3 separate regions of the Homo sapiens genome follow, and all the other regions are linked to region 1. The links are chromatin loops, found by intact Hi-C in ENCODE. Cell type or tissue: GM12878. All regions are shown on one strand. Links, peaks and the distances in the headings refer to the core of each region. The heading gives the core; the rest is flanking DNA.

The links. A loop is a pair of places that touch in the nucleus more often than their neighbours do. Peaks named below come from ENCODE experiments on the same cell type or tissue, not always from the same donor. Only the 100,000 strongest peaks of a DNase experiment are listed, where the experiment ranks them.
Region 2: it touches region 1 in a loop (4-fold over the local background); 10 of 110 quality-filtered maps call a loop at or near these places.
Region 3: a loop joins it to region 1, with 5 times the contacts of the local background. A loop is called at or near these places in 8 of 110 quality-filtered maps.

Annotation. Positions count from the first base shown.
Region 1 is chr1:234,877,181-234,887,257 of GRCh38, forward strand. No RefSeq gene overlaps it. Among named protein-coding and RNA genes, the nearest start is that of LINC02971, 75 kb to the right of the region's middle. RefSeq lists a silencer at 4,898-5,034 and an enhancer at 5,418-5,487. In GM12878, for the core only: no CTCF peak of the experiment used is centred there; DNase peaks (open chromatin) are centred at 4,321 and 5,061; H3K4me3 peaks cover 711 bases; H3K27ac peaks cover 1,136 bases.
Region 2 is chr1:234,966,346-234,976,422 of GRCh38, forward strand. LINC03108 (long intergenic non-protein coding RNA 3108) reads right to left here. Exons shown (of 2, transcript NR_186308.1): 2 at 8,396-10,077. Among named protein-coding and RNA genes, the nearest start is that of LNCATV, 7.4 kb to the left of the region's middle. RefSeq lists enhancers at 2,757-2,926, 2,947-3,006, 4,676-4,835 and silencers at 3,856-3,915, 4,006-4,055. In GM12878, for the core only: no CTCF peak of the experiment used is centred there; DNase peaks (open chromatin) are centred at 5,476 and 5,743; H3K27ac peaks cover 6,226 bases.
Region 3 is chr1:234,950,426-234,960,502 of GRCh38, forward strand. It overlaps LINC02971 (long intergenic non-protein coding RNA 2971), which reads left to right and starts at 6,774. Exons shown (of 2, transcript NR_186179.1): 1 at 6,774-6,935; 2 at 9,272-9,564. It overlaps LNCATV (lncRNA negative regulator of antiviral signaling), which reads right to left. Exons shown (of 4, transcript NR_125945.1): 2 at 9,416-9,491; 3 at 7,254-7,653; 4 at 6,917-7,096. In GM12878, for the core only: no CTCF peak of the experiment used is centred there; no DNase peak of the experiment used is centred there; H3K4me3 peaks cover 837 bases; H3K27ac peaks cover 2,964 bases.

The DNA.
Region 1 (10,077 bases), core at 667-8,666:
CTGACCTCAGGTGATCCACCCGCCTCAGCCTCCCAAAGTGCTGGGATTACAGGCGTAAGCCACCGTGCCTGGCCCCTCATCTTTTTGATAAGGGAGTTGGAGGGGATGACCAGCAAGGCCACTTTCGGCTCGGACCCAATGCAGTCCCAAGAAATCACAGGAGCAGTAAGTTATTCTCCTTCCTGTGTCCAGCCCCAGGCTCCAGTCTCAGCCGGTATTCTAAAACCATCAGGACTCCAAGAGGTCCAGGCAAAGTCTGAGCCCCACATCCACTCAGCCCCCAGTACCGCTGCTCTATCCTCCGCGGGCTTCTCCGTTCCATGGCCCAGTGGGGCTCTTCCTTCCTAATTTTCTGCACTTTCTTGAGGGTTGCCGGTTAGGTAGGAATGAATTCTAAGACACTCAGACCTCAGCCACTATTCTGGTGGGTGGCACAATGGATAGAATCTTCCTTGAGCCAGACACTGGAAATGAATTCACTCCTTGAAGGCTGATGGCTTTGGACACATCTGCTCCTCAACGTCCTTGCCTCTCAAATGATAGCGTGGCCCAGCCACCCTTGGATGGTTAGGTGGGATTTTCTGCTGGAATTGTGCATCTTGGGAAAATGTTTTGAAAAGCCTGAAACTCTGGAAAGATGGGAGTAGGATGGAGACTCCAGTTTGAGTCTCTAAGCCAGGTCTGCAGGATGGGCCCCTCCAACTGAGTAAGTGCCTGCTGTCCTTTTCCCGGCACCCCCACTGGCCAACTCCTCCTCAGCCAGAGATGTTGGGGCTATTTCCATCTGTGCGCTAAACCCTCGTGGATGGGCGTGGCCACCTTTCCATAGGAAACCACCCAGTGGTAAGTCCTCTATCACCCTCTCGTGACCTCTAGGTAGGTGGCCATATGTCCCCTTTACCCAGTTTATTCCGGTGAATAGTGCCTCCTTTCATTCTCAAACAAGTGTCCCAGCTGGCACAAGAAAACACGGGGTCACTGCACCTCTAGGCCAAGTGACACCTCTACAGACACCGCCTCTGGGCAAGCTGGGTCACCTCTGCACGGAGTCGTTTCAGGGTGGGTCAGCCCCTTTGGACATCATGTAACGTGGTCATTATCCTCTACATCACTGTTACAAAAGAGAATGTAACTTCAAGGTAACAGAAGAAAGATCAGAGGGCACCGGCCTTCCTCCATGAGGACGCAGCTCCATTTGCAGCCCTGGCTGACCACCTTCTTTGGTCCGCTTCTCTTCTGTTTCGTTCTTTAGCCTAAGGCTTACCTCTGCCAACGTCAGCATGAGGAGGCGCCACGGCCCCCTGCACCCAGAGCTGCCCTGGCAGTGGCTCCCAAGGCCACGGAGCAGCCCCCGGCTGAGGAGAGGCATATGACAGCCAAGGACATTCTGCACCCAACAGACCGAAGCTCCTTATCCCAGGCTGATTGTTCTCGGCTATGATGGCACCATGGCAAGGGAAACTTGAACGAAGGCTTGGGATGACACAGATAGGTGAGCTGCTGATGTTTTCACATTTCTTTTTCCTCCTCAGCCAGCAGTTGCATGGTTTTTCTTATGGATTGGAGAGGGAACACTGCCTGCCAGAACACTGCATGTGTGCAAATGTTTATAATAATGCTACTCCCATGACGGTGTGTCTTAGAGGCACGTCAAGGACAGGAGCCCTTTTTCCATTTTACGGATGAGGAAACTAAAGAAGGAAAGAAATTCTGCTCCTCAGCCGGGCGCGGTGGCTCACGCCTGTAATCCCAGCACTTTGGGAGGCCGAGGCAGGCGGATCACTTGAGGTCAGGAGTTCAAGACCAGCCTGGCCTACGTAGTGAAAGCCCATCTCTACTAAAAATACAAAAATTAGCCAGGTATGGTGGCAGCTTCCTGTAATCCCAGCTACTCGGGAGACTGAGGCAGGAGAATCACTTGAACCTGGGAGGCAGAGGTTGCAGTGAGCTGAGATCGCACCACTGCACTCCAGCCTACGTGACACAGCGAGATTCTGTCTCAAAAAAAAAAAAAAGGAATTCTGCTCCTTAACTTGACCTAATGAATTAGGCTTCCTTCTAGAAATAATTAAGGCTTAGATCAAATTGTATCCGAAACAGAAAGTGAAATAGGGCATGTTCTCACTCAGAAGTGGGAGCTAAATGCTGAGTAGTGAGGGTCATGTAGAGTGGATAATGAGACTTCAAAAAGTGGAAGGAGGGGCAGTGAGGGCTGAGAAAACTCCTGCTGGGTACAATGTTCACTCTTCAGGTGCAGGCACACCAAACACCCAGACTCCCAGACTTCCCAATATGTTCATGTAACCAAACTGCACCTGTACCCCCTAAATCTATAAAAATACACAATTTTTAAAATATTCTTCACAGACACGCACACTCACACACTCACACAAACTCTCCACTCCTCCGAGGCCCTTGCCTGGCTTCCCTCCTCTGGTTTCACTCATGATGCTTTCCTATCTCCCGGCTATAAATACACCACACTCAAACATGTCTCTTGGTTTCACTCCATTGGCCAAAGAAGTGGTTATCCAGAAGCAGCCAGTGAGGGGAGAGGCAACACATTTGCTCAGTCCAGGACAAAGGTGGCCCACAAAAACAAAATGTTTTCTTGCCTTTTGATGCATCTGACAGAGTGCTATTGAGGGAGGCCTGGGCCTGTCCCATACTCTCCGGGCCTACAAATACTTTCAGTATCCACCAGCACTGGGGGCTGATCACACAAGAATACAAAAGCTTCTCAGCCTGATGCGGTGGCTCATGCCTATAATCTCAGCACTTTGGGAGGCCAAGGCAGATGGATCACTTAAGGTCACCAGTTCAAGACCAGCCTGGCCAACATGGTAAAACCTCGTCTCCACTGAAAATACAAAAAAATCATCCAGGCATGGTGGCACATGCCTGTACTCCCAGCTACTTGGGAGCCTGAGGAAGGAGAATCGCTTGAACCTTGGAGGTGGAGGTTGCAGTGAGCCGAGATCGGGCTACTGCACTCCAGCCTGGGAGACAGAGCGAGACTCTGTCTCAAAAAAAAAAAAAAAAAAAAATCTCATTTTAGATCCTGCCTAAGCCACAGACTGACATGAGGCCCCCTCATTGCCAACCACTAGTTCAGCTGTGGGAAAGCCACCTCCAGGTCTTTTGTGAGAGAATCAAGGTCAGACCCCAGAGAAGCCATCTCTTCTAACTACCATGGTCTTCCTGACTCCCATTCAGAGTCAATCCTTCCTCTATTTCTCACAGACTTTTATTATTGTTATTGTCTTTAATGAAGATGTACCTAGAGTCATATATCATGATATTATTGTTTCAAATATTATTAGTAGTAGTATTTATTGGGTGCTAGTTTGTATTGAGTGCCTTTCATTCATCATCACACGTGATCTTCTTAACAAACCTAGAGTGTAGGTAACATTAATACTATACTATTATCACCATCACACCGATGAGGAAACTGTGACTCAGAAGGTTAAGTAATGTGCCCAAAGTCACACAGCTACTAAATGACAGAGCCACATTTTAAACTCAGGGTTGACAGACTCCACCAAAGATCATCTATTCCAACGCTTCCCATATGGAACACTATGCCAAGAGATGCATAGTTGCTATCTGACCTAAAATGGGTGGATAGGGAAGTTCTGGATTAAATAAGTTTAAGAAATACTACATACCCAGTGGTCCCCAGACTTGTTGGTTTCAGGAACCCTTTGCACCCTTAAAAATTATCAAGAGTAGGCCAGATGTAGTGACTCCTGCCTGTAGTCCCAGCACCCTGGGAGGTCAAGGCGGGAGGACTGCTTGAGTCCAGGAGTTTGAGACCAGCCTGGGCAACTTAGCGAGACCCCATCTCTACAGAAAAATGTATAAATTAGCCGGGTGTGGTGTTATGCACCTATAGTCCCAGCTACTCAGGAGGCTGAGGCAGGAGGATCATTTGAGTCTAGGAAGTCAAGACTGCAGTGAGCCATGATTATGCCACTGCACTTCAGCCTGGGCAGCAGAGCAAGACCATGTCTCAAAAAAAAAAATCAAAATCTTCAAAGAGCTTTTGTTTATGTGGGTTATGCCTATCAATATTTACTATCATCAAAATTAAACTGGAAATTTTTTAAAATATGCAATCGTTCACTTAAAAATAATAATAAATTTACTCCCTGCTAACACCATATTTTTGTGAAAAATGACTCTATTTCCCAAAACAAAAATACCAGTGAAAAGAGTGGCACTGTCCCACGTTTTGGTCCAACTCCTCAGTGTTCCGCTTAAGAGCTGGATTTTCACTTCTGCTTCTGAATTCAACCTGTTGCACTATCATGTAGGCTCTAGAAAATTCCAGTGTATGCTTGTGACAAAGTAAGGGTAAAATGATGCCTTAGTCTTGTTCTGAAAGTAGTGTCGACTTAACTGACCCTCCTGAAAGGGTCTCAAGGACCCTTGAAACTTCTGGCCCACACACTGAAAACCACCACTGTACTTTGAATTCTTTTTTTTTTTTTTTTTTTTTGAGACGGAGTCTCGCTCTGTCACCCAGGCTGGAGTGCAGTGGTGCGATCTCAGCTCACTGACACCTCCGCCTCCCAGGTTCAAGCAATTCTCCTGCCTCAGCCTCCTGAGTAGCTGGGATTACAGGCGTACACCACCATGCCTGGCTAATTTTTGTATTTTTAGTAGGGACAGGGCTACCAGGCATTCTTTTAGAAACTCACAGCGCATATCAGCCAGGCGCAGACTCTGAGAAGTCCTGCATGAAGGGATCATCTATAAGGTCTAATTGAATGTTTCCCAGAGTTATTGAGTGGAACATGCTTGTTAATTGACATACCCTATGACATCATGTGGAACGGCTTTCCAGTGCTAACCGTATGAAAATCTCACTAATCTGCCAGCCTCCCACCCTCAGGCAGGGTAACCCTAGAGCCACTCAGGAAACACATTTTGCATTTCACTACACTAAATCTTGCCTTGTCAAGCCGTCAACCCTCAGCGTTTCTTCCAGGGAAGCCGCGCAGCTCAGTGGAAAGACCACAGACTCAAGGCTTGAAATCTGCATCCACCACTTAACTAATTGTGTGACAACAGGAAAGACACTGAAATGCCCTTAGTCCTTCTCATCTGTAAAATGAGAGTAACACCTAATAGTGAAAGTTCCATAATCACTTTTTGTATCATCAGTCTAGACAGAGACCTGATCTCTACTATGTAACCAAACCACACACTTCATGCATTTCAAATCACGGGGTCTCTCTTGGCTCCTGTTGTTCTTGATCATGTTTTGTCACAATTTTGTTCATTTGCTTCATGTTGTTCTTCTGTCTGAGATGCACTCCCCATCTTTCTGCCTGGAAAACTTCTATGCATCCTTCAAAACCCTGATCAAAGTCCAACTCCTTTAGGAAGCCTTTTCTGACACCCCTGTCGCATTTCTTAGCCTTCAGCCCTCAGCACAGACCTCCTCAAACCTCAGAGGCAGTGCCTTCCTCGTGGTCACTTCACTGTCTGTCCCAAGTCTCTCTCTCCCCACCTCAGGCCCTGAGCTCCTCAAAGTCACTCTGCCTCCTTCTGCTCCATGCATACACAAGGTAAACCTCGAACAGCACTCATTCAGTAGAGGTTATCATTTCCTGTGAGACTAAGCCCACCAAGAAATCCTTTAGCCTTTCCTTGAGCACTAGTTGTTCTGCATCCTCCCTCCCCATCCGCAGGTGCAGGCAGGTCTTGATCTGACAGAGGTTCAGAGGCTGACCGTGCAGCCCCTCTCAGCTCTGCCCATCTGAACGCTGTCCTCAGGCCTGTCTGGCCTACATTCTCAAACTAGGAACAGAGGTGCATGGCAGGCAGGGGTCTGATGAGATGACAGCCAGGGGACATCAATCACCAGGGCCTAGCAGCGGTGGCACCCTGGGTGCTCTTCCTCAGGAACCGCTGCAGGAACTCTCAGTTCTGCCCAACATCATTTACCAAGGGCCTGTCTGGGACAACCGCCACCAATGGGTGCCTGTCCCACGCACATCTCACCACTAGCAAAACCCAGGGCTGAGGGCTGTGCAAGGGTCAGATTATCTAGAGGACTTACTGCTGCCCTTCAGAGCAGCCATGAGGCTGGACTTACCAATTCTCTTGTAGAGAAGGCTTTGTGGTCCTGGCTCTCTCCATGGGCTTTGCACAGTTGTTCCTACTAAGTTTTTTCCACAGCAGGCTGTGGACATCACAGGGAGGCAGCCATGTTTTTTGGGAGCTCAAGGGTCATTGTGCCTGGGGTCTAAGTGCTGAGCAGAACAGTGAGGAAAGACAGAACATACAGGAGGGCACCAGAGGTGCTTAGATCATGTGGGGAAGAACATCCGGAGGTTAAAATAACTTTTCTTACTCCCTATGTCATCTTTGTGGGTTCTAATGCAACTTCAGGATCTGTTTGCCTTTAAATTCCTTACTGGACAAAGTCAAGTGGACAGGAGTAATTTGGAATTCTTATGTTCTTTCTGACCAGGTACATATGATTGATTATTAAGTATTTCAGAGAGAGTGCAAAGGATCATCCTCAAGGGTTGCCCCAGTTAAATGTGAACAGAATCAAAAGTCATAGCTTCCACCCCATACAATGTTAAGGCATCACTCTGTCATTCATTCCTCCATCCAGTATTTACTGAGCACCTAGTATGTGCTCTGTACTAGGTTCTGAGAGCACAGTGGTGAGGAGGACCCACATGCCTCCTATCCTTCATAGGAGGAGAAAGGCACAAACCAGAAAACCCCCCCAACACACACACACATACACATATATTAACAAGGGAATGAGTGCTTTAAAGTTCAGGAATTATAAACACAAAGAAATGTGGTTATAGACATGGTTCATGGAAGGCTGGAGGGCTGTGGACTTTTCTCCAGAGGAGTAATATTTCAGCTGCATCAAGCAAGATGTGACAGTGGCAGGTGAAGGGGACCCGGAGCAGGTGGGAGGAGAAGCCCTCCTGGCAGAGGGGTCAGGTGTGAAGGCCCCGAGAAAGGGTGGCAAGGGCTTGGCACATGGAGGGATTGAAGAAAGGTGAGGTAGCAGGAGCGTGGCATGCAAACGCCAGCGGCACAAACTGCGCTGGGGAGGAGAGCAAGGGCTGAAGGTGCAGAGCCTTGGACACCATCCTAAGGAGTGTGATTTTTTTTTTTTTTTGGTCCCTCAGTGCAATAGGAAGCCCTAGATGGGGCTCAGCAGAAAGTGACACATTCTGAGTTATATTTTAGGAAGTCACTTGGGCAGGAGGTGCAAGGGTAGAATCAGAGAGACCCATCAGGAGGGCACAGGTGCTGGTGGCCTGAATGAAGGGACTGGCAGAGAAACTGCTGTGATCTGGAGAATGCTGGATATGTGGCTCCAGGGCCCCAGAGGGAAGACCTCATACTCACCTCCACTTGGCACATGCAGAGGAGAGGGGAGCCTCTGGTGCCATACTCAGAAAGGCAGATGCTGGCAAAAGAAATCAAAGAAGAATGCCTCTCTGGACGCATGGACCTCTGAGTCCTGCCATACCTGGGCTTTGTCCAAGACTGAGGGAGCAAGCTGGACTGGGCAGGAGCAGGAGCAGGACAAGTCAGGGCCTTCCCCTCCTTCCATACAGCCAGCCATGGTCCTGAGGCAACCAGGGACCAGCACTTACACAGACCCTGCCTGGAGGTTCTGGTTTCCCCAGCCCAAGAAGCCAAGGTCATTCATGCCTTTGCTGACCTGTGGCCTCCCCATGGCCCTGTCCTAGTGCCCCAAGGCACTAGCCTCCAGCTTCCCAGGCCACATGTCCCAGGCTCCTTCATGCCCCACTGCAGTCTGTACCTGGCCCCCAGGGGCACCCATGCCTGCAGAGACTGCCCAAGTGGTGGATTATCAGCCTGGCTCTTCCCTCCTGCACCCTCAGCCCTGCAACAGAGGAGAGCTCTTCCCTAACCCTTGGCTGCAGGTTGGTTGTATAATTTGCAGTGGGCACAGGTATGTGGTTAGAGGGCCAGTGTGTCTGCTGCAAGCATAGGCCTGACAAGCCTTGCATGTTTCCACTGCTCTTTTGTATCTCTGCCATCATCAAAAGAAGAGTCTCCTGCCTGGGACCCAGGGTGAACCACCATGGAGTAAAATCAGCCCCGCCAACCCCTGAAGACCTACAGCCTGAACCTGCAGATCCACAAAACAAATGTCTATGACTGTCTGCTCCTGAGATTTTTGTAGTTCTTCATTGCTGACATACCTCTCTCCTTGCCTGCCATGTCTTTGAGATGGTGAGATGTCCGAGGGCCAGAACCACACTTATTTTTTAACTTGTTTCCCAAAAGCCTAGCACAGAGCAATTATTTAATAAACATCTCTCAAATGTAGAAAGGAATGCACAGGTGCACCACAAAACTATCTGAGTAACTGGATCAGCCTTCCGGGGATCCCCTGGCCCAAGGGTGATCATGGGAAGGACTGAAGACTACCGAGCAGGCCCCACGAGGACAGACACGCAGGCCCAGGGTTGGGCCAGCCCTCAAAATAGGCAAGTGAGCCAGGCAACAGCCCTGGGATTGTATTTCACTATCCCTCGACTGAGCTGGTGTCCTCAGCTCCCCTTTCATGTTTCAGAGACCAACAGCCCTTCTTACAGGCAATCCCCTGACAACCAGCTGGCTATTCTCTGCCCCAAACTGTACACGCCCTCTGAGGCCCGGGCTCTGGGGGAGGGACTCCAGATGCACATGCCAGTCTGGTGGGGTGGCAGCTATTCCAAGAGGGTCGCATAGGTCAAAAGCAAAAGGAGACCAGAAAACCAGGCCACGCCCTGCCAAGAAACAGAGGGAGGCTGGACATCCCAGCCCACCCAGACTCAGCATCTTCAGGTAGAGCAGAGAGGATGTCAGCACTCCTCAGGAGGCTGACGGCTCCCCAGCTAGGGTCTCCCATGGCCCAGGGGTCTATGGTGCAGAACATGGAACCTCTGAAAGGGGCAGGCTAAGTGGGACATAGGTGGGAAGGTGGAGCCTGCAGATGGCCAGCCATCCTCACCAGCTTCCTGGCTCAGGGGACCCAAGGCCACACATCCAGGGAGTGCAGGGAGCCCTCGGCTAAGGTCAGCAGCCAGCCCCAGCTCAGGGTGGGTGGGCACCGACTGGATGAGGGATAGCAGGGGCTCCTTCTTCCTTCCTGTGTCTTCTTGGATGTCTTTTTAGAGAAATACATCAGGAGATCAAAGGCCCTGCGTGTCCCTGGCCCCACGGCAGCCTGGGGGTCCCCAGGGAGCCGCAGGGGTTTTCTCTCCTGAGTTGCCTGGTGCCCTGGGCCTCTGCAGGGAGAGCACCATGTTCTGAAATTCAAGTGGACCTTGGCAATGAGGCAGTCTTGACTGAGATAGCCCCACTATTTTTGGAAACTAGATTAAAGGGAAGGCTTATAAATTACCTCTCTATCCATTGAAGGACAACTCCAGATCTTTTAAAGGAGGTTGCGAAACAAACCTTGACAGTTTCCTCCTGGTCTGGGACTCATATCTTTTTTAAGCAAATGAACAGCACCTTGTCTAAATCAGGATCCATAAAGACGCAGTTGGCTGCTGTTAGGAATTAGTCAGGTGGTTTTGTGCAATATACTTGCCCAGTCACGCTGGGACCCAGCGTGCCCCAAACACTGTCTTCTTAGCAAACGTAGAAAGCGGTTGCACTCAGCTGACCACCTTACACAGACCCGACTGAGAAACACATACACGATTCCACACTGGAAATAGGAACAGGTCCCTTTGCATTCAGTCTTGCCATAAAGGCGACATCTACCCATAGCCCTCGCCCCTCTGCAGAAATGCATTTAGCTGTCAGCATCCGTGGGCATCCAGTTCTACCCACTCACCAAGAACCTTGAGGTCATGCTGAACTCAGAAAAATATTTTCCCTTTTATTTTGGTTGGGTTTTGAGGCTGAGGTTCAGAAGCAGGGAACCAAATGACATAACGAAAGAGTAAGATCCAAGCTCATTTCCCAGGAGCCCTCAGTCCACATGGCAGATGTTCCAGGGATTAAGTCATCCACAGAAGAGTTATGAGAAAGGATATCACCCACTTTAAGAGCGGTACA
Region 2 (10,077 bases), core at 1,135-9,134, 90 kb after region 1:
GAGGCCCAGCCCATTTTAAACTTTTATTATGACAATGTTTATTTTATATTTTAAAATTTTATTATGACAAAAGGAGCATATAGCACAGTGACTCTCCATATAACTGTCACTCGATTAACAATTACTCGATTTTTTGATGTTTGCTTCATTTATTGTGTTTTACTTTTTTTCTCTTTGCTGAAATCTTTTAAAGAGCATCGCAGGCCTCATGCCATTTCACTCCTTCCTACTTTAGTATGCACCTCTAAAATGCATGAATATTTCCTTACATAGCCCCATGAAGATCCCTTTTAAAAGCAATACAAGAAGTCAGCTTTGTGGAGATGGCAAATAGCACATGGCTATGAAGGCTTGAGATAACATTTCCAGTGAGCATAGCATACAGACTCAAAAAGTCCGAAATCTCAAAGGCAGTTGGACAGAAGCAAGATGAAGTATTCTGGAAGATTGAGTCAGATCATTCAAAAAGGGACACAAGGCTGAGCATGGTGGCTCATGCCTGTAATCCCAACACTTTGGGAGACCGTGGCAGGCAGATTGCCTGAGATCAGGAGCTCAAGACCCAGCCTGGCCAACATGGTGAAACCCCGTCTCCACTAAAAATACAAAAATAAGCCGGGTGTGGCGGCACACGCCCATAATCCCAGCTACTTGGGAGGCTGAGGCAGGAGAATCACTCGAACCTGGGAGGCAGAGGTTGTAGTGAACCGAGGTTGTGCCACTGCACTCCAGCCTGGGTGACAGAGCGAGAGTCCATCTCAAAAAAAAAAAGATGGGGGGCACAAGTGATGACAAAGACTGTTGATAAATAGTCTGAATAATGAGTAACAAAAAAGCAAGATTCCTAAATAAGTATATTTATGCATGTGATTCTAAATATAACTGGCCAGCCGCGGTGTCTCACGCCTGTAATCCTAGCGCTTTGGGAGGTCCAGGCAGGCGAATCACTTGAGGTCAAGAGTTCCAGACCAGCCTGGCCAACATGGTGACCTGTCTCTACTAACAATACAAAAATTAGTCAGGCGGGGTGGCACGTGCCTGTAGTCCCAGCTACTCCGGAGGCTGAGGCAGGAGAATCGTTTGAACCTGGAAATGGAGGTTGCAACGAGCCAAGATCGCACCACTGCACTCCAGCTTCGGTGACAGAGCAAGATTCTGTCTCAAACGAATAAATAAATAAACAAACAAACAAGTAACCAAGTCAATAAATTAAATTCTTAACTAGAAATATGACTATTTCACTTACATCATTAAAAGTATATATTCAAGCCACCAGGCATGGTGGTTCATGTCTGTAATCCCAGCACTTTGGGAGGCTGAGGCAGGTGGATCACGAGGTCAGGAGTTCAAGACCAGCCTGGCCAACATGTGAAACCTCGTCTCTACTAAAAATACAGAAATTAGCCAGGCATGGTGCCACATGCCTGTAATTCCAGCTACTCGGGAGGCTGAGGCAGGAGAATCTCTTGAACCTGGGAGGCAGAGATTGCACTGAGCCGAGATCATGCCACCACACTCCAGCCTGGGTGACAGAGCAAGACTCCATCTCAAAAAAAAAAAAAAAAATCAAGCCGGGCGCGGTGGCTCACACCTGTAATCCCAGCACTTTGGGAGGCCGAGGCAGGCAGATCACCTGAGGTCAAGAGTTCAAGACCACCCTGGCCAACATAGTGAAACCCTGTCTCAACTAAAAACTACAAAAATTAGCCAGGCATGGCAGGGCACGGTGGCTCACGCCTGTAATCCCAGCACTTTGGGAGGCCGAGGTGGGCGGATCACGAGGTCAGGAGATCGAGACCATCCTGGCTAACACAGTGAGACCCCGTCTCTACTAAAAATACAAAAAACTAGGCGGGAGTGGTGGCAGCTGCCTGTAGTCCCAGCTACTTGGGAGGCTGAGGCAGGAGAATGGCGTGAACCCAGGAGGCGGAGCTTGCAGTGAACCGAGATCGCGCCATTGCACTCCAGTCTGGGCGACAGAGCGAGACTCCGTTTCAAAAAAAAAAAAATTAGCCAGGCATGGTGTAATCCCAGCTACTCACCAGGCTGAGGCAGGGAGAATTGCTTGAACCAGAAGGGCAGAGGTTGCAGTGAGCCGAGATCGCACCACTGCACTCCAGCCTGGGTGACAGAGCAAGACGCCATCTGAAAAACAAAAAAAAAGTATACATTCAAGATGGCAAAAAAAAAAACAACAAAGGACACAAAATGTGTGTAACCTACCAATTGGGAAATAGGGCATTGCCTCATATTTGGGCTTACATACATGGTATCTTCAACCCATCACCTACCTGCCTCCGCCAAGCCTACTCTTCCTGGAAACAGTACTTCTTCAGTGTCTACCAGATGCCAGGCACCATGCCAGGCCCTGAGTATATACGTCCCTGAAGTGCACACCTGCCCTGTGAGGGACATCCTACTATCCCCTCACTTTTTCAGGGGAGAAAAACTTAAGACTTCAAGAAAGTGAGTTATTTCCCACAGAGATAATAAAGGTGGAACGTAGATCTGACTTATTCTGCCTTCTGCCCTGAAGACTCTTTTTTACTCTCGTCTTCCCCAAAGTAGCAGCTTTAGATCTGCCCTAAACCAAGGGGCAATATAAAGGTTTCTACTCATACTGGGAGACGGGGAGGGCTTACCATCTGCACCATCCCAGGACAGCCATCGCTTCATTTTGTCTTAGCCAAATCACTGTTTCTGGCTATGACAGTCTAGTAATAAACAATGGATGACACTACCCAATGGTGGCTCTAATGCCGCTAAGATAACAAAAATAGCCAAAGCATTTGCAGAGGGCTTAGCTGTAGGGCAGCTGAAGGCACTTGAGTTTCCATCAGGCTCTCAACATGCTACCATTGCTTATGTTCACCCATGCGTCTTTTTCCCATTCAGGGTTGCTAACTCCATTAGATAGTTGTTCTCTGCCACTTCCTCTAATATTATCTTCCCATAAGATGAGGAAAAGAAACACAACAAATTCAGCCCTGCTCAGCCACGTGGTCCAGCCCACACAGGTCTGTGCTACATATAAACTTGTGGCTCCTTGTTTAGCCTCACCCCTGAACTGCAGGATGATTCCCCAGCAACTCATTTAATCTTTCTTTACTGCAGTTTCTTTATCACTAAAACGCGATGTTTGAAGACCATGGCTGAAGTAGCCAAATAATATTATCCAATTAAAGTGAAAAGCACCATATAAATGCTACAGAGGCTAAGACTTAAATAGCCACATATGGTTTGGGGAAAAGCACTCCAGTGCATCAGCTAGCAGTAAAAACATGCAGGAGCGAAATGATCTGGCTGGAAATGAACTGCAAATTGATAAACATTTAGTTGCTAATGCAGTGTTTATTATTTTTTACTAGGATAAAAATTAACTTGTGCGGCCTTAGCCAGCAAACACACTGAACTCTACCATCTGGGTAGTGGAATCGGTATTTCTGTAGCCTCGGGTTACAGGTGACTGTTGCCAGATTTGATTTTATTGGCAAATAGGTCCTGGTGTGTCCGGACAACAGAACCGCGGGATGCTTCTGGAAGCACAAACACGCCAGCGCACCAAAGGGTAACATTCGAGAGGGAGCTTAGGGCCACCCTCAACCAGACTCAGAATCCTGTATTTCCCAAAAAGAGGTTGCTACTTGTGTTGAAGAATCGCCTTTAGCCTTCGAAATCAGCCAGGGCTGCAAGGCGACGACCTCTCGAGGAACCGGGGGTTCGGGCAGCGGGGGATGGGGGGCGCCTGGAGCTGGGAATGGGACGCAGGGGGCGGACGCCGGCGGGACCACGTGACAGCGCCAGCAGCGGCCGCAGCTGCCCCAGCTGCAGACGCCGCCGTCCTCTCCCCGGGGCCGTTTTCCATGAGCTTTGCAAGCAGCTGGATCAATTTACTCGAGCCACAGCGCCCTACACAAGCACGGTCTGAATTATTACTCATGGAAATCCCCTCTGTTTCATGGAATCAGGTAGCTTTCAAACTCCCAACAATTAATGGCCCTTTTGGTCAAAGGAGAATAGCAAAAAAATAAAACAACCCCCGCCCCAACCCACCCCCCAGAAAAACCCAACCCAGACTGCCAGGCTGAGGGCTTCTAAACAGTCCGTTTGGTTTCTAGTAAATTAGAGAGAGTGGGTGGTTGAGGTACAAGTAATGCTATCCTGTAGAGTGTGGTCTTCTTTGACGTCAGCAAAATGTTTCTCTCGCGTTTCTGCTTCTTTCCCTCTCTCCCTCCTTTTCCCTCTCCACCCTCCTCCTTCCCTCTTTATGTCAAAGAGACAGATGACATAGGGTAACTGTGGAAATGTGCTCATAGTTTTGCAACATAGCTCACAGGCTCAGAAAAATTCCCACATTTTAAAAAATGAAGAGTATTGTGGGAGGTGGGTAAATTGGCAACACAAAAATACATGCTACCCAGGAAAGGAAGGGGGAAAGGCTGCTGGGAAGTGCAGTCACCACCACTGGCGGTATGGTCTTCCCTCCATCCTGCCCGGTTAGCAGCTCTGTCTGAGGGAACATTCTTCCTGTGGCGAAGAACACATTCTTGCTCCAGCTGGCCTGAAATCGGATCCTGGAGAGCATGCGCCCTGCTCCCTGGCTACTGTATTTGTGGGACCCATCCCGGACTGCTGAGCCAGGATTTCTGTTGGCTCTGCTCCCCCTCACCCCCCTTCAGCTAGAGTTGTTTTTCTCTACTCATCAAAGGCAGCAACAGCTGCCCCCATGGGTTAGCATAGAACTTTCTAGAATAAGGATTCCAAGTCTAGGCAAACATTTGTAACCTGACCCTGCAGTACTTTTGTTTCCCCTTCAAATTGCTTTTGTCAGCCCCACTGTTTCAACAGGGGCAGCCGTGGACACCCTAGGGGTCTGGCCCGACAGTCACAGGGTGAGGATTGGTGGAGTGGGCCACTCCCTTTGTGGCTGTGAATTGCCATTTGGTCTCTAGAGTAATGTGACTCTCACATTCTTTGCCCAGGCAGCTCTTTAAAAGCAGGAATCTATCCTGACCTCGCGGGTTCTGACGTGCTGACTGCAAGTGTGGTTTCAGGCAGGCAGAGAAAGGAGCGGGGCCCAGAGTACACATAGGCCTGGTTTTCTCCATGTGGGGTGTACTGGCTTCCCCCTCATCCCTTCCCTGATCTAGACAGCAAGGGCATCAGAGAACCTTAGAACAGGGAGTACTTTGTAAACCAAAGCCTCTAAATGCTGCAGACACCAGGTTCATATGAAAAGCATATCTGCCATGGAAAAAATACATGCACGAGAAAATGGAGCAAGGTCACATGAATCTACTCAGAAATGAGACCTGGAACCTGAAAAAGAACCTCTGTGTCTGTGTGTGCTTGTGTGTGTGTGTGTATTGGGGGAGGGATAGGTGCATAGCAGCATCATAAGCAGATAACATAAGAGCACAGCACACAGTAGATATTTATTAGGTTGTGCAAAAGTAATTGCGGTTTTTGCCACTAAAGGTAATGGTGAGAACCGCGATTACTTTCACACCAGTGTAATAAGGATTGGGCGGATGAACAAATGAGCAAGTGAATGAATTACAGGAATGAATTGGTTTAGAAAACAAAGCAAAAAGGAGCTGAAACTTTCTCAGGGGTGGATGGGGGTAGAGCTGCTGGATCAGTTTGGAAGAGAACAGACTTCTAAAGTGTAAACTTTAGAGCACTTTGTAAACCAAAGCTTCTAAATGCTGTAAATGCTGCAGACACCAGGTTCATGTGAAAAGCGTATCTGCCATGGAAAAAAATACACGCACGAGAAAATGGAGCAAGGTCACATGAATCTACTCAGAAATGAGACCTGGAACCTGAAAAAGAAAGTGTGTGTGTGTGTGTGTGTGTGTGTGTATTGGGGGAGGGATGGGTGCATAGCAGCATCATAAGCACATAAGAGCGTAGCACACAGTAGATATTTATTAGGTTGTGCAAAAGTAATTGGGGTTTTTGCCACTAAAGGTAATGGTGAAAACCGTGATTACTTTCACACCAATGTAATAAGGATTGGGCGGATGAACAAATGAGCAAGTGAATGAATTACAGGAATGAATTGGTTTAGAAAACAAAGCAAAAAGGAGCTGAAACTTTCTCGGGGGTGGATGGGGTTGGTGCTGGATCAGTTTGGAAGAGAACAGACTTCTAAAGTGTAAACCCAAACCAGGAGTCTGACATGATGACTGATGATAATGACACTCGGTAACGAGCTTGAACACTTGCCACGTGCTGGACACGGTGAGTGTCTGACACACATCATCTCGGCTGGTTCTCATAGCAACCCCAGGAAGTAGGAACTAGGTTAAGGGTATGTCGACTCTTTGGGGCACCAGAGAAGAAAATCCTGGACCTGAAGGGTTTAGGAAGATTTGAAGCAGATGTATCCAACCAAGAGCAACCCATGTGTAACTCCAAGCTGGCAAAGTGGGTTCTTTAGTGGCCCTGCCTGCCTAAGTCTGACCTCCACTGTAGTTTCTGCCCGCCTCGGTCACTGTTGAGAGGAGACAATTGCTCTCCTGCTGACTTACCGTGCAGAGACCCTGAGGGGGCCGAGGGTGGAATGGCTCTGATCCCAGGCAGCAAAAGCTGGCCTAGCCACCTCCTTCCCATTGCTCCTTCCTTCCCGCAGAAACTGCGGGAGGGAAGGGAAGAATTGGCATCCCTAGGCTTCGAGGGCGGTTCTTTTGTGCTTCCGGCCCCAGCCTTACTGGGCAACCGCTGGGCTCTTGAGGAAGCAGACTCCAGTTTTCCAGGACATTAAGGGACTGAGGTAGCCAGAGTGATGCCAACGGGCCTGTCCTTGGTGGCCTCCACGGACCTTCTCTCACCTTTATGAGAAGAGCAGGAAACTTTGGTTTGACCCAACTGAAGCGCTGGTGCCTCGCAGCAGCTCTGGTTTATTAAGGCTGAGCAGGCTCTGTTTTCAACATCGTCACAGGGATCATTTTCCTCCACCTCACGTTTCCTCTCCTGGAAATGCACCTTAGTCATTTTTTGGTCACTTCAGGGGAATTCTCCCTCCTTCATGGTCTACACCATTGCTCTACTGAATTATTCTTTCTTCCAAACATGCTATTACAGCCCTGACACCACAGGTGTACATTTAATAAAAATAATCCTCCAGGGGCATCATTTGAAATATCCCCCTCTCATGTAAGATGTTTCCCTGAGAGGTGGAGTGGGGTGAGGTGGGAGGGACCTTGGAGGAGGAGCTTCTGCTTGAACACAGCTCGTTGCCCTCTGATTACCAGGACAGAGTGGAGTTGGCTGTCAACTTGAGCTTCTTGCCTACTCCTCACGGACCCTGGACCCCCATGCCCATACATCCCAACAGACTGGATTCCTATTACCCACCCATGGGCATGCCATTAAAAATATGGAATATGAATAAGCTCCAGAACGCACTGGACTCTGCAACTCAGCAGGTGTGTGATCAACCTGAACAAAAGACAGAGCCCTTAGCCACTGCCAGGTGGTTTAGCAAGGGCGTTGAGAAGCTGTTTGGCTAACAGCACACAGACCAGTCTGTGCTCCCGTGATGGGGGCAAAGATGAAGCAGATGCCCTCGTGGCCACCTGACACAGCAAGTTGCTAGCCTCCCTAAACACACACACGCAGTCATGACCTCCAGTGTCCCTGGAAGGTGGCACGGGTAACAGCCAGTGCATGCTCTCTAGTCCTGGCCAGCTGGAGTCCAAGCCTTGGATAATAATACCTCCTTGATGGGCTAATACAGTGTTTATAGCACTTCTGGCTTCTGGTAGGCCGCTTTTTATTGTTGGCAGAAACAATGTTTACAGTGGCTTGGTGCTGAAGATCACTGCAATTTATTGAGCCATTTTTATGAGCCATGTGTGTTAAATACATTACCTCTACTCACATTAGCCGTCAAGGTAGGTATCATTATTCCTGTTTTACAAATAAGAAACCTGAGCTTAAAGCAGTTAAGTAATTTGCCCAAAGTCACATAGATAGTGGCAAAGAGATGGCTCCCATTAAGGTAATCCATGCCTCCTTCACGGCGCTGTGCTGGCCTGCATGGAGAGACAGGTCCACACAAGCAGAGCCCCTACTTCAGGGCAACACAGAGTAAATCCAAGTGATTATGCAAAAGGGCGATGGTCGTGTGTGTGTGTGTGTGTGTGTGTGTGTGTGTGTGCGCGCGCGCGCTCACCCTCAGCTCAGGACAGCGCTTTTCAGCTGCACACAGTCTGCCAAAGGCCCATGTTCAAAACCCACCTATTGAAAAGCTTGATTCTGACCCTCAGCCCACAGCAAATGTAGGAAACAAACAAAGGGCATTCATAAAGACTAGGGTTCAATGCAAAGTTCCTGCACATAGTAAAGCTCAATAAACCAAGCAGTCAAAACCACTGGAAAGCATCAGTAGACATTCAGGTAATGATACATTTATTTTAAGCAGTCAGAAAGGAAGAGCAAAAGGTAAAATCAGCTTCTGCATGGGTAGAGGTTTATCCTTGCCCCTTCTTCGAGATAGAGCTAACAAGCCCAAAGTGACTTGAACAAGGAGAAGGAGCCTCTTGCAGGTCACTGGCATCCATAGATAAACTGTAATGGAAGTGTGGCTATGGGGATAAGTGGGTTTTAACACATCGGCTTTGACTGGTGACAAACACTCTTTTGCTCTATATCCCTCCATACCCCCTTTAGTTCCTTGATGATAAAGACTCCCCCTTTAGCTTTTCCAGGCCACTCTTGTTGAGAAGCCAGTATTCTAGAAGTTGAAGTGGCCTTGGAGGTCATTCTTTGTTGCAGCAAACTTTCCTTGCTGAATCAGACCCCATAAAATACCAACTATGAGTCACACACAAGTAAATGAGCCGCTATTGGGAAGAGAGATAATGGGGTGATATTTATCAGTGGCTGAATCTTAGCAAACAATGAGCATTGCCTAATCAGTGGTCATGTTCGTGTAGATTACCTTCCAGTTCACTGCATGGTAGCTCTTGGGATGGTTTCTAACTGTCAATATTTACAGGAACCAGGCACTTAACACAGACCAAGTGGGCTGGATGTCTCCACGGATGACTCATGCCAAATGAAGCCTTTTATCTAAGGGTCACTGCTCTGAATCCTCATTGGCTAGAGCAGATTGGAAGTGATCAGGTCACTGAAAAGCTTGTACATGGCTGTGGGCTCAGTTCCGTTCTCTGGATGTACCAACATTTATGAAATGAAAGCGTAGAAGAGAGCAAGGGTTTGAACGCGTGTAGACCTGTAGTATTTGTTTGTTTTTATTGGCTAACTAGTAAATATAGCTCTGGGGCTAGGGGAAGGTGGCAGTGAGATGGCACCATGAGCCCACATCAGTCTCCATTTGCAGCAAGATTCATACCCTTGAGTGATAGGAGCCTGCATCACCCCAGACCTACCTGAGAAGGCGTCTGCGCATCAGCCAAACATGCAGACAGACACACACCGAGGAAGGGGTGCAGCTTAGAACCCAGCAGATCACCTTGCCTGGTTATGTAAGTAAGCAGAGTAGACCTGTCTGCCCAACCAGTCCAGGTAGAAAACCTTGGCTCCGTTCAAGCATTGGGAGATAATTTCTTTGGATTTTGAAAGCTTAGGATATTCAGGAGGCACTCATCTAAAACGCAGCTAACCTCAGGAGTAGGGCACACCCTAGGTCCCATCAAATAAGAGGATTCTGCTTGGGAGTAAGCAGGGAGCAAGAGGAAGAAGGCAGGGCCGAGGGGCAGAAATGGAGGCCAGGAAAGGAAGGCACTGCAGGAGGAAGTGGGGCAGGAGAAGCTGAGCATACCCAGGCTTTGGGACACTCTTGCTGGGCTGGCCCTCAGAACATCACTGGAATAGACATAGAAAAGAAAGGGAAGCTTGTTTTAACATCAACGTTAAATGAAGAAATGCCACGAGACTTCAGAAACACCACTATGGATATGAGGGAAAAGTGAATGTGATGTGCAAATTTCACTCCCCAGCATGCACAAAGAAGCTGATTGCAGCCACATTGGCAGTCACATCTTGGCCAAAGTCCTCTGGGGACCCAGTACTATGCAACACGGGACCCGTTGGTCAACACTGAGC
Region 3 (10,077 bases), core at 1,003-9,002, 74 kb after region 1:
TTACAGGCGTGGACCATCAAACCTGGATAATTTTTGTATTTTTGGTAGACAAGAGTTTTACCATGTTGGCCAGGCTGGTCTTGAACTCCTGACCTCAGAGGATCCACCTGCCTCAGCCTCCCAAAGTGCTGGGATTACAGGCATGAGCCACCATGCCCAGCCAATATTATAAAATTATATACACCTAATACCTCAAAATACATGAAGCAAAAAGCAACATATCTACATCTAGACAAATCCACAATCATTATGGTAGAATTTAACACACTTCTGTCAATATTTAACAGAACAAGCAGACAAGTCAGTAAGGATATAAAAGATTCAAACAGCACAGTCAGCAACTATAACCTAATGGACATATATAGAATACTGAGCTCACAACTACAAGTGTACATTATTTTCAAACACACAAGAAACAATTTCAAAAATCAACCATATGCTGAGTCATAAAGCATGTCTTGGCAAATCTCAAATGACTGAAATTATACAAAATACACTTTTTAAATACATTGCAAGTAAGCTAAAAAACCAATAACAAAAATGATGATTAGAAAACTCCCCTTTTTTTTTTTTTTTTTTTTTTGAGATGGAGTCTCACTCTGTTGCCCGGGCTGGAGTGCAGTGGTGCAATCTCGGCTCACTGCAACCTCCGTCTCCCTGGTTCAAGCGATTCTCCTGCCTCAACCTCCCAAGTAGCTGGAATTACAGACACGTGCCACCACGCCCAGCTAACTTTTGTATTTTTAGTAGAGATGCGGTTTCACCATGTTGGTCAGGCCAGTCTTAAACTCCTGACCTCAGGTGATCCACCGGCCTTGGCCTCCCAAAGTGCTGGGATTATAGGCGTGAGCCACTGCGCCCGGCCCCATATATTTGAAAATGCAGATGTACATCTAAATTACCCAAGAAAACAATTGAAATAACATTTTAACATATTTTAATAGAATGATAATAAAAATATTGAATGCTGAAAGTCATGGGATAAGGTTAAAGCTATGATTAGATGAATATTTATAACTATAATTGCATATATTGATTATAGGAAAGGTTTAAAATTAATGAACTAAGCAGTCATCTCAAGAAATTAGAAAAAGTACAGAAAATTAAACCCAAAGAAAGAGAAAAGAAGAATTTAATGCACTAAAAAACAAATATAAAATATGAAATATAGATGGTTCCCAACTTACAGTGGTTCAACTTACGATTTTATCACTCCAATAATATGAAAGCAATATGCATGCAGTATGCTCCTCAACTTACATTGGAATTATGTCCAGATAAACCCATTCTAAGTTGAAAATATCTTAAGTTAAAAACACACTTTAAGTGGGACACAATTTCATTGTAAATGAAGGAGGATCTGTAACAACAAAACCAAAATCTGGACTTTTTGGAAAGAGTAATAAAATTGATTTAAAACCCTAGCAAAATGGCTTGGTGGCTCATGCCTGTAATCCCAGCACTTTGGGAGGCCAAGGCGGGAGGACTGCTTGAGGCCACGAGCTCAAGATCAGCCTAGGCAACATAGTGAGACCCTGTGTCTACAAACAAAAAACAAACAAAAACTAGCAAGATTTATCAAGGGGGCAAAAGAAAGAAAAAGAAGATTAAAATAATCAATGTCAGGCATGATAAAGAGACATCACAACAGAACCATCTTTATTAAAGATCATAAGAAAGTATTATGAATAGTTTTATGCCAAAACATTTTGCAAATTTAGATAAATTGGTGAATCCCTTAAAAAGAAAATTTATCAAAAATGGACACAAGAAAGTATGTAAATCTTAACTAACCCAATAACCATTCAATAAACTGAATTGATAATTTAAACCTTTCCACAAAGAAGACTCCAGGCTCAGAGTAATACCCTCAGAAACACACATATGCCTCCACCAGCACACAAGAGCAAGGATGATCACAGAAGCGTCATTTATAATAGCCCTAGACTGGAAACAACCTAAATGTCCGTCAAGAGTAGAATAGACAGACAAATTATGCCATTTCTTTAATGTAATACTATCCACTGATAAAAACTGCAAACTACACCTACACATGACAACCTGGATGATTTTCACAAGTATAATGTTGAGTAAAAAGTGCGGCGCATGAAAGAATACACACTGTTTAGTTACATTTATATAAAGTTAAAAAAAAAAAAACAGCCTTTAGCATTGAAATGCTAAAGTTTAGTTTAGCCAAAAACTAAATCTTAGCATTTAAAGAGACTTTTTTCCTTTTTTTTAAGATTTTATTTTTTTAGAGCAGTTTTAGGTTCACAGCAAAATTGAACAGAAGGTACAGAGATATCTCATATACCCTCTGCCCCCCACATAGCACAGCCTTCCCCACTGTCAACATCCCCCACCTGGGCTGTGTGTTTGTTACAATCCATGAGCCTACACTGGCACATCGGTATCGCCCAGGATCCATAGTTCACATTAGGGTTCTCTCTTGGTCTTGTACATTCTACAAGTTTTGACAAATGTTTAATGACAGGTGCCCATCATGATAGTATCATACAGAGTAGTTCACTGTGCTAAAAACCCTCTGTGCTGCACTGTTTGATCCCTCCCTCCCCCTAATCCCTGGCAATTACTGATTCTTTTTTTGTGTGTGTGAGACGGAGTCTTGCTCTGTTGCCCAGGCTGGAGTGCAGTGGCGCCATCTTGGCTCACTGAAACCTCCGCCTCTCGAGTTCAAGCGATTCTCCTGCCTCAGCCTCCCGAGTAACTGGGACTACAGGCGCATGCCACCACGCCTAGCTAATTTTTTGAATTTTTAGTAGAGACGGAGTTTCACCGTGTTAGCCAGGATGGCCTGGATCTCCTGACCTCATGGTCCGCCCGCCTCAGCCTCCCCAAGTGCTTGGATTACAGATGTAAGCCACTGCGCCCGGCCAATTACTGATCCTTTTACTGCCTCTGCAGTTTTGCCTTTTCCACAATGACATATAGTTGGAATCACACAGCATATAGTCTTTTCAGACTGTCTTCTTTCACTTAGTAATATGCATTTAAAGTTCTTCCATATCATGTCATGGCTTGATAGCTCATTTCTTTTGAGGACTGAATAATGGTGCATTGCCTGAATGTATCCCAGTTTATTATCTATTCACCTACTAAAGGACATCTTGGTTGCTTTCAAGTTTTTACAGTTATGAATAAAACTGCTATAAACATCTGTTTATATATATATTTAGGTGGTAAAGATAAACAAAGATGCTTTACATAAAAAGTCAGGATAATGGTCGCCTCTGATAGGGAGGGAGGGTAGAGGTGGACGGGGGAATGAAGAGTACGTCCAGGGTGAGGGAGGGCAGAGTTCTAGTTCTCGATCAGGCTGATAATGACACTGGTGTTGACTTTGTGATAAATCACTGAACTGTATATCTTTGGTTTTGGGGGGTTTTTTTTGGTTCTTTTTTGTTTTTCTTTTTTGTTGAGACAGAGTTTCACTCTTATTGCCCAGGCTGGAGTGCAATGCGTGATCTCGCCTCACTGCAACCTCTGTCTCCCAGGTTCAAGTGATTCTCCTGCCTCGGCCTCCTTTTTCTGTACGTACATTCTATTTTACAATTTTTAAAAGTGATGAAAAAAAGAAAAAGAGAGTCAGAAAGGAGGGAAGGAGGACGGAATGGAGAGAGAACAGAGACCTTAGAAGCAGAAAGGCAGAAAGCTGAGGCATTAGAGCACATGTTGTGTGGCCTCAATCTTTTCAATAATGTATGAGGCACAATCTCCCGGAGAGATCAAGGGTCTGAAAGGTCTGGACAAGACTTGCAACAGCTGCATTAGAAATGTGGTGGGCTAGGAGTCTGCTATAGGTCAGGAAAAGGATTGCCGAATAAACTCTACTGAGCATGGGCTGCAAACTCAGATGCCCACGGGGAACAGGCAGGCATCTCATGAATCAGGTTGTCTGGGGAGTGGGAGGAAGCAAGCCCGTTGATTAAAGGCATCTGATTCTCAGTTTGGGGTCCAGGAAGACACTCTCTGTTGTTGCAGAGAAGGTAGCAAAATGGAGTGTATGCCCCATGTCAGAGAAGCCACTGCCTCTCAGCTCCAGCCAGTGGTCCTTCCAGAATGGGTAAAGACCGGGTACCGCCAGCTCTCCATCTCTGCTTGCCGAGCTAAAACTCTGGATTTTCTGGTGACCTCCTATTTCTTAAATGCTCATAACTAAATCAAATTGTTTTAAATATCATTCCGGCCAAAAAAAACCCCATTTGATGCTCCTGATGAGGTCCGTGAGGTCCGAGACCCCTGCATGAACCAGTCAGATCACCATGGAACAAGTCGCCCCAGGGCATGGCTGTCTCCAGCCGCTCTGAGTAGCCAGCGGTGCAGCCAGCTGGTCTCAGATTTGGGCTGTGATGAGTCTGGATGGCAGAAGAACAAGAGGGATGGGAAATTGAGGGAGGGCCTCATTGAAAGGGCTCACTCCAGGAGCCAGAAAACCAGAAGAGCCTAAGGGACCCAGAGCTAGAGTGAGACCAGAGATGCACAGTCCCCATGAGGACAAAGAGCCCAGTGAGGAGAAAGGGAGAGGTAAAAGGATAAAAGAGTCAGAAGGAGTTTCAGAATCTAAGAGCTCCAAAAATAAACCTTTCCCTTTGTATCACTTTTCTCTTTTTACTTTAGTTGCTCTCAACTTGCTGCTTCCTTTTTTTAAAAATTCTAGCAATTCTGCAGGAAACCAGAAGTGTGAACCAAACACAGTAACTCTAGGTGTTATGGCGCTGTCCTGCTCACCCTTCTTTTGGCCTACTGGCTTCAAAGGTAGGCACACACACCGTCCCTTTTCTAATGATCCGGTCGTGGATTCAGGCTCAGTAAGCCAAGACCACAAGCAACAGGGCTTGGGCTCCATCTGCCTCGGCTGCTTGCAGCTGCCTTCCAGGAAGTGCTGGAACAGCAGAAGCAGCTAGCAGTGCGCTCAAGAAGTGGTCAGCAGTTGGGAGCAGCTGGAGGAGGGGAGGCCAGTGAGCAAGTATCAGCTTGGGAAATAGGGTTTCGGCTGAACAAAGTTCACTGCTGTTTTCTGAGAAAGCAGAACCTAGTGGAGCCACCCTAGAGAATAAGGAGAGGAGCAACTGGAACTGAGTGTTGGCTCCAAACTTCCACGGCATGATATGCTTGGCCACCCAATTGTGATCAGGGCCATTGTTGTTCCCCTGGGGGCAGGGGGCAGAGGGCAGGCCGCCGCTCGGAGTAAAAAGGGAAGACAGACAGGCAGTCCAAACACCACCAAATGACAGAGATGCAGACCAAGACAAAAGGAAAAAACAACAGAAGGGATTTTTGTCCTTGAGACGTGCTATGCAAATTCTTTTCAATTAGTTTCCTATTAATGATTCCATCTTGAACATTTAGAGCTGCTCAACCCAGGCAGCATCTACGTTTTGAAGTAGTAAGTTCTCCATTCCTAGCAGAGTCGGAGGAGAAGCTCAGCTGTTATCCACCAGAAATTCTATTAAAAGGATGAAAGGTTGAACTAGATGACTTCTCATTCTGAAGACTGTAATTCAGCAGAACTGACTAATCCCTGGCAAATGATACCCTTTCTGAGTATGCATGTGTCACTGAAAGTCACTCAGACAAACCAGACTATTTGTAAATAGGTCTGATTATCTGCAAATTAGTTGATTGAAGGTTCCCGGGTATCAAGCAGGGCTTATTTTAAGAAATTAAGTTAATTTAGATAATAGCTGTGTTGAAAAGCAACAAGTTCAAAAACAATTAAAAAGAATGCAGCTTCCCTTTTATTTTTTTCAACTCTATATTTTCTTTTCAAATTGCTTCTAATAGACCATCTGTTAAGAAAGCCTCTTTTGACCGGGTGCAATGGCTCACACCTGTAATCCCAGCACTTTGGGAGGCCGAGGCAGGTGGATCACCTGAGGTCATGAGTTCAAGATAGCCTGAGCAACATGGTGAAACCCCGTTTCTACTAAAAACACAGAAATTAGCTGGGCGTCGTGGCACGCGCCTATAAACCCAGCTACTCTGGAGGCTGAGGCACAAGAATTGCTTGAACCCGGGAGGCAGAGGTTGCAGTGAGCTGAGATAGCACCATTACACTCCAGCCTGAGAGACAGAGCAAGACTCCATCTCAAAAATAAAAAAAAGAAAGGCTCTTTCGTAAATTACTTAAATATGCTTAGAAGTCATTATTACTTTTTAAGTCAATAGAAGTCTTTTTAGTTTATCTAATAGCATATTAATTCCTATGCTTTATGTGTTTGTACCCACACAACACCCAGCCCTGCACCTAACACATAACAGGTGCTCAATAGATGTTCATTGAATAAATTGGTTGCAAAAACCGAGTGTATACATTGAACATTTCTGCATATTGGTGATAATAATAGTATTTTGAACACTTGTTCTATGCCAGTGACTGGGTCAAATAAACACTCAACCTCATAGTAATATCTGCGAAGTGATTGCTACATTAGCCCCATTTTACAGATGATGCAACTGAGGCTGGTGAGAGGCAGAGCCAGGATTCAAGGCCAGGCCTGTCCAACTCCCGAGCCGAAGCTCTCAGCGAGGGTATCAAACTGAATCTGAATCCTCTTAGTTTATCTATTTTAAAGTGCTGCATGTGGTATGTTCAGGAGACGAAAACTCTCTGATGAGGCACGTGTGGATGGGATGGCAGGGCTGAGAAGGCCGGCTCCCCCACGGGGTGTGCACAACCTACCTCCCCAGCTGTTTCTGCTACCGGCTGGGGCCTTCAACTCCACCGCCTCCCCTCCCCCAGGCCCTAAATCACTCTCAGGCCTTTTGTTCTTCCCCACAGCTGCTCAGCAAATTCCTTGATTTGAAATTACGATCACAGGTTGGAGTGCTACTTAAAATAATTTTGCCAAATGTTCCATCTCTCTGTGTTGATGAATATAATGGATGACAATTTAAAGAGCAAAAAAAAAGTAAGTATTCACTTTGTTGAAGACAAAAAAAAAAAAATCATAAGCTGCATGCATAGCATTAGTTTGGCTCTGAAAGATTCATTCCCCCAGGAAGCTAGCCAAATGCTGGACTTTTGTGAACCGCAGCATGGCCGGGAGAGCAGGCTGCTGGCAGGTATGGCCTGCAATAGAGGGAGAGAGCAAAGGTCAGGGCATGTGTTGGGTTTGTTTAAGCATGAGTCAGAGGAGTGGGGGTAGACCTGGGGATCCAATTTCCAATTTCCTGTGCAAGTCACTGAGCCACACTTCTCCCCTTCCCCAAAAGCTTTTTATGCGTACCGCTCTGCAGAACAAAGGGAGATATGGTAGGGGGACACATAAATAACAGGGACAGGCCGGTCTTCTTGAAGGTGGAGCCTCTCTTGAATTTGGAAAATGCAAGCTCTGAGGGAAGCGGGGATGAAAGCAGACCACACGCATCTAGCACTTTGGCCAACTGAGGCTTCCTGGGCTTGGAGGTCCTCACCCGGGGCTCTTAGCGCAGCCTGAGCCCAGTGTGAAGCCATGGGCCAGCCCTTCCTGCAGGCGGGCCCTGTGGCCAGGCTCAGCTCAGGCGAGGGGTGGCTGGGCCATGAGGAATCAGAACAAAGCTTCTTCCTTCACACCCGGTCCTGCTCAGCAGGTGGACTCCACGTTAGACATTTCCCCCACGTCCTAAGGCTTCTTCCAGGCTTGAGCCCTGAAAAGCAGGTGGGGAGAGATGAGCAAATGCTGAGCAAAAAAGAGGTGGTGGTGACGCCTCTCTAAAGTTTTCCATACCAAAAAAGCCCTGGTACAAGGCAGGCACTGCTGGCAGCCCGGCCCCACAAGCTTACTTCCAGTGCAGGAATCCAATGGGAACATGTGCCCCCAGGGCCACCCGAAACGCAAACTGCTCTCTGAAAACCAGGTCAGCCTCTCTGTAGGAGTCTTGCCATGCAGAAAACACCAGGCCCTCTGGAAACGCCCCCTGTTCACTGAGGGTCTCTGGCTGGCCGGCACTATGCCCAGCAAGGCCACCTCCCGTAAGTGACACGCCAGGGTCTTGCTGAATCACAATAAGCTGGGAGCTCTGTGCACCCCCCAAAATGATCTTCCACACAATGAAAAGCACTCGAAAGAAATGGTTACAGCTGCTGGGGGCACCGTCAGCCTTTGAGGGCAGTGAGGTGCCAGGGTGGCAGCCTCTGGGGCAAACAAGTCCCAGATCCACCGCTTCCCAGCTGTGGAAGTTTCCTGCCCCTTTCTGGGCCTCAATTTCCTCGTCTGTGAAATGGGCATAACCGTGTCACTTCACCAGGGGGTTGTAATGGGTAAATGCCCCTGCTCTGTGGATAAGCAGGGGTCTTTTGAGCTATTTCCACCAGAAATGGCAGAAGCACGGCAGGGCAGGAGAAGCACCTGTCTGCGGGTCAGGACAGAAGGCAAAGGTGTCTTTACACACAGAATATGCTACAGTTCTTTGTCACGCCCTCAACCTCCAGGACTGTCTGCTTGGCTGTACAGTCTGCTTACCATATTCCCTCCAAAGTAGGGCCCCAGCCCCGCCCAGCCCCTCATGGACTCCACTCCAGACCCTCCTCCCAGACAGCCGGGGAAGAGAGGCAGAGCCTGCGGTGTTCCCCTCACTGAGCTGCGGCAGTTCCCCTCTCTTCCTTTCTCTCAGGTGACTCTTTTGACCCCCAAGGATCCCTGAACACTCATGTGCTGTCTCCAGCCTCTCTTGCTTGGAAGAGGAAAGAAATATCTCGGGTTCCTTTGTCTTCGGGCCACACTAGCTCCTCCCTACCCCACTTACTCAGGACACACCAGGAGGGTGCAGAAGGACTGGCTGCCCAACGGAAGGAGATTTTATCACTGATATTGCTTGAACTTACTGGTGTGTGGCAATTAAAATGGTTTAAAAGCAGTCTCACTTGGAGCTGGATTGATTCTTGTCTTTAAACTCTCTAGGGACGATGCCGTCCTCACTGCCAGCCCCCAAGGCACACCCATCCCCGTACCCTCCTTGCTACTGCTCATCCAGGACCCCATCTTTACGGGCCTCCCAAGTCATAGGCGGTCACTCTCTTCTCTCCTTGGATGCCCTTAACACAGAAAATGATCTGCGCCCTAGTTACCGCCTCTCCTACAGGAGCCCTCGGGAGACAGGCTTGTCGGGAATCCTCAAAAAGGGTGCTCTCCCTCTCCCCGGAAGCTCTTCTTGGGCCCTTTGGGAAAGCAAAGAAATAACCCGTCCTCCAAATCCCCATGGGCATAAGAGGAGGGTCTTTGATGCCTCATTTTTCTTCTTGTGTTTTTATTTTCCCTTTTTGCAGATCTCTGCATTTAATGAGGAAGTGCTGTCAGCAGAAAGGAGAGGAAGCTTCACCCCGACCATCCGCAGGACCCACATCCCTCTCAGCGGGAAGGCAGAATCATTCATCTATTGCTCTCCTTGAAGGGCAGCTCCAGACACTCACGTGGACACAAGTAGGAAAAGCACAGAGTGTGTCATCACACTGTGTACCTCATACAGGTGACGTCCTGGAGAAACCTCTGGAAAAACAGAAATTTTATGACCCACAATTAAAATGATTTAAGTAATAAATAACCCTGATAGCTTGCCCCACCAAGTGTATGCTATGTTCCACACCCCAGGCCCCTCCACATCCATCTCCTTGCCGAGCCCTCTAACAACCTTACAAGGGAGAGACTTTTTACCCTCACTTCCCAGAGGAGGACACTGAGGCCAAAGAAGGGAAGGGATTCCCCAGGTGACACCGTAAGTGACAGAGTCAAGACCCACATGGCCTGGCTGAAGTCAAGGTCACCCTAATTCCTCACACAGCCCCACCAGAGGTTCCCACAGTGCTGTGTGCCAGCCAGGTGATAAGGCCTTTCCACAAAGGACATCAAAATACCTCAACAGGCTGGACGCGGTGGCTCACATCTGTAATCCCGACACTTTGGGAGGCCGAAGCAGGCGGATCACCTGAGGTCAGGAGTTCAAGGCCAGCCTGGCCAACATGGCAAAACCCCATCTCTACTAAAAATACAAAAAATTAGCCAGGCATGGTGGTGGATGCCTGTAATCCCAGCTACTCGGGAGGCTGAGGCAGGAGAATCGCTTGAACCCGGGAGG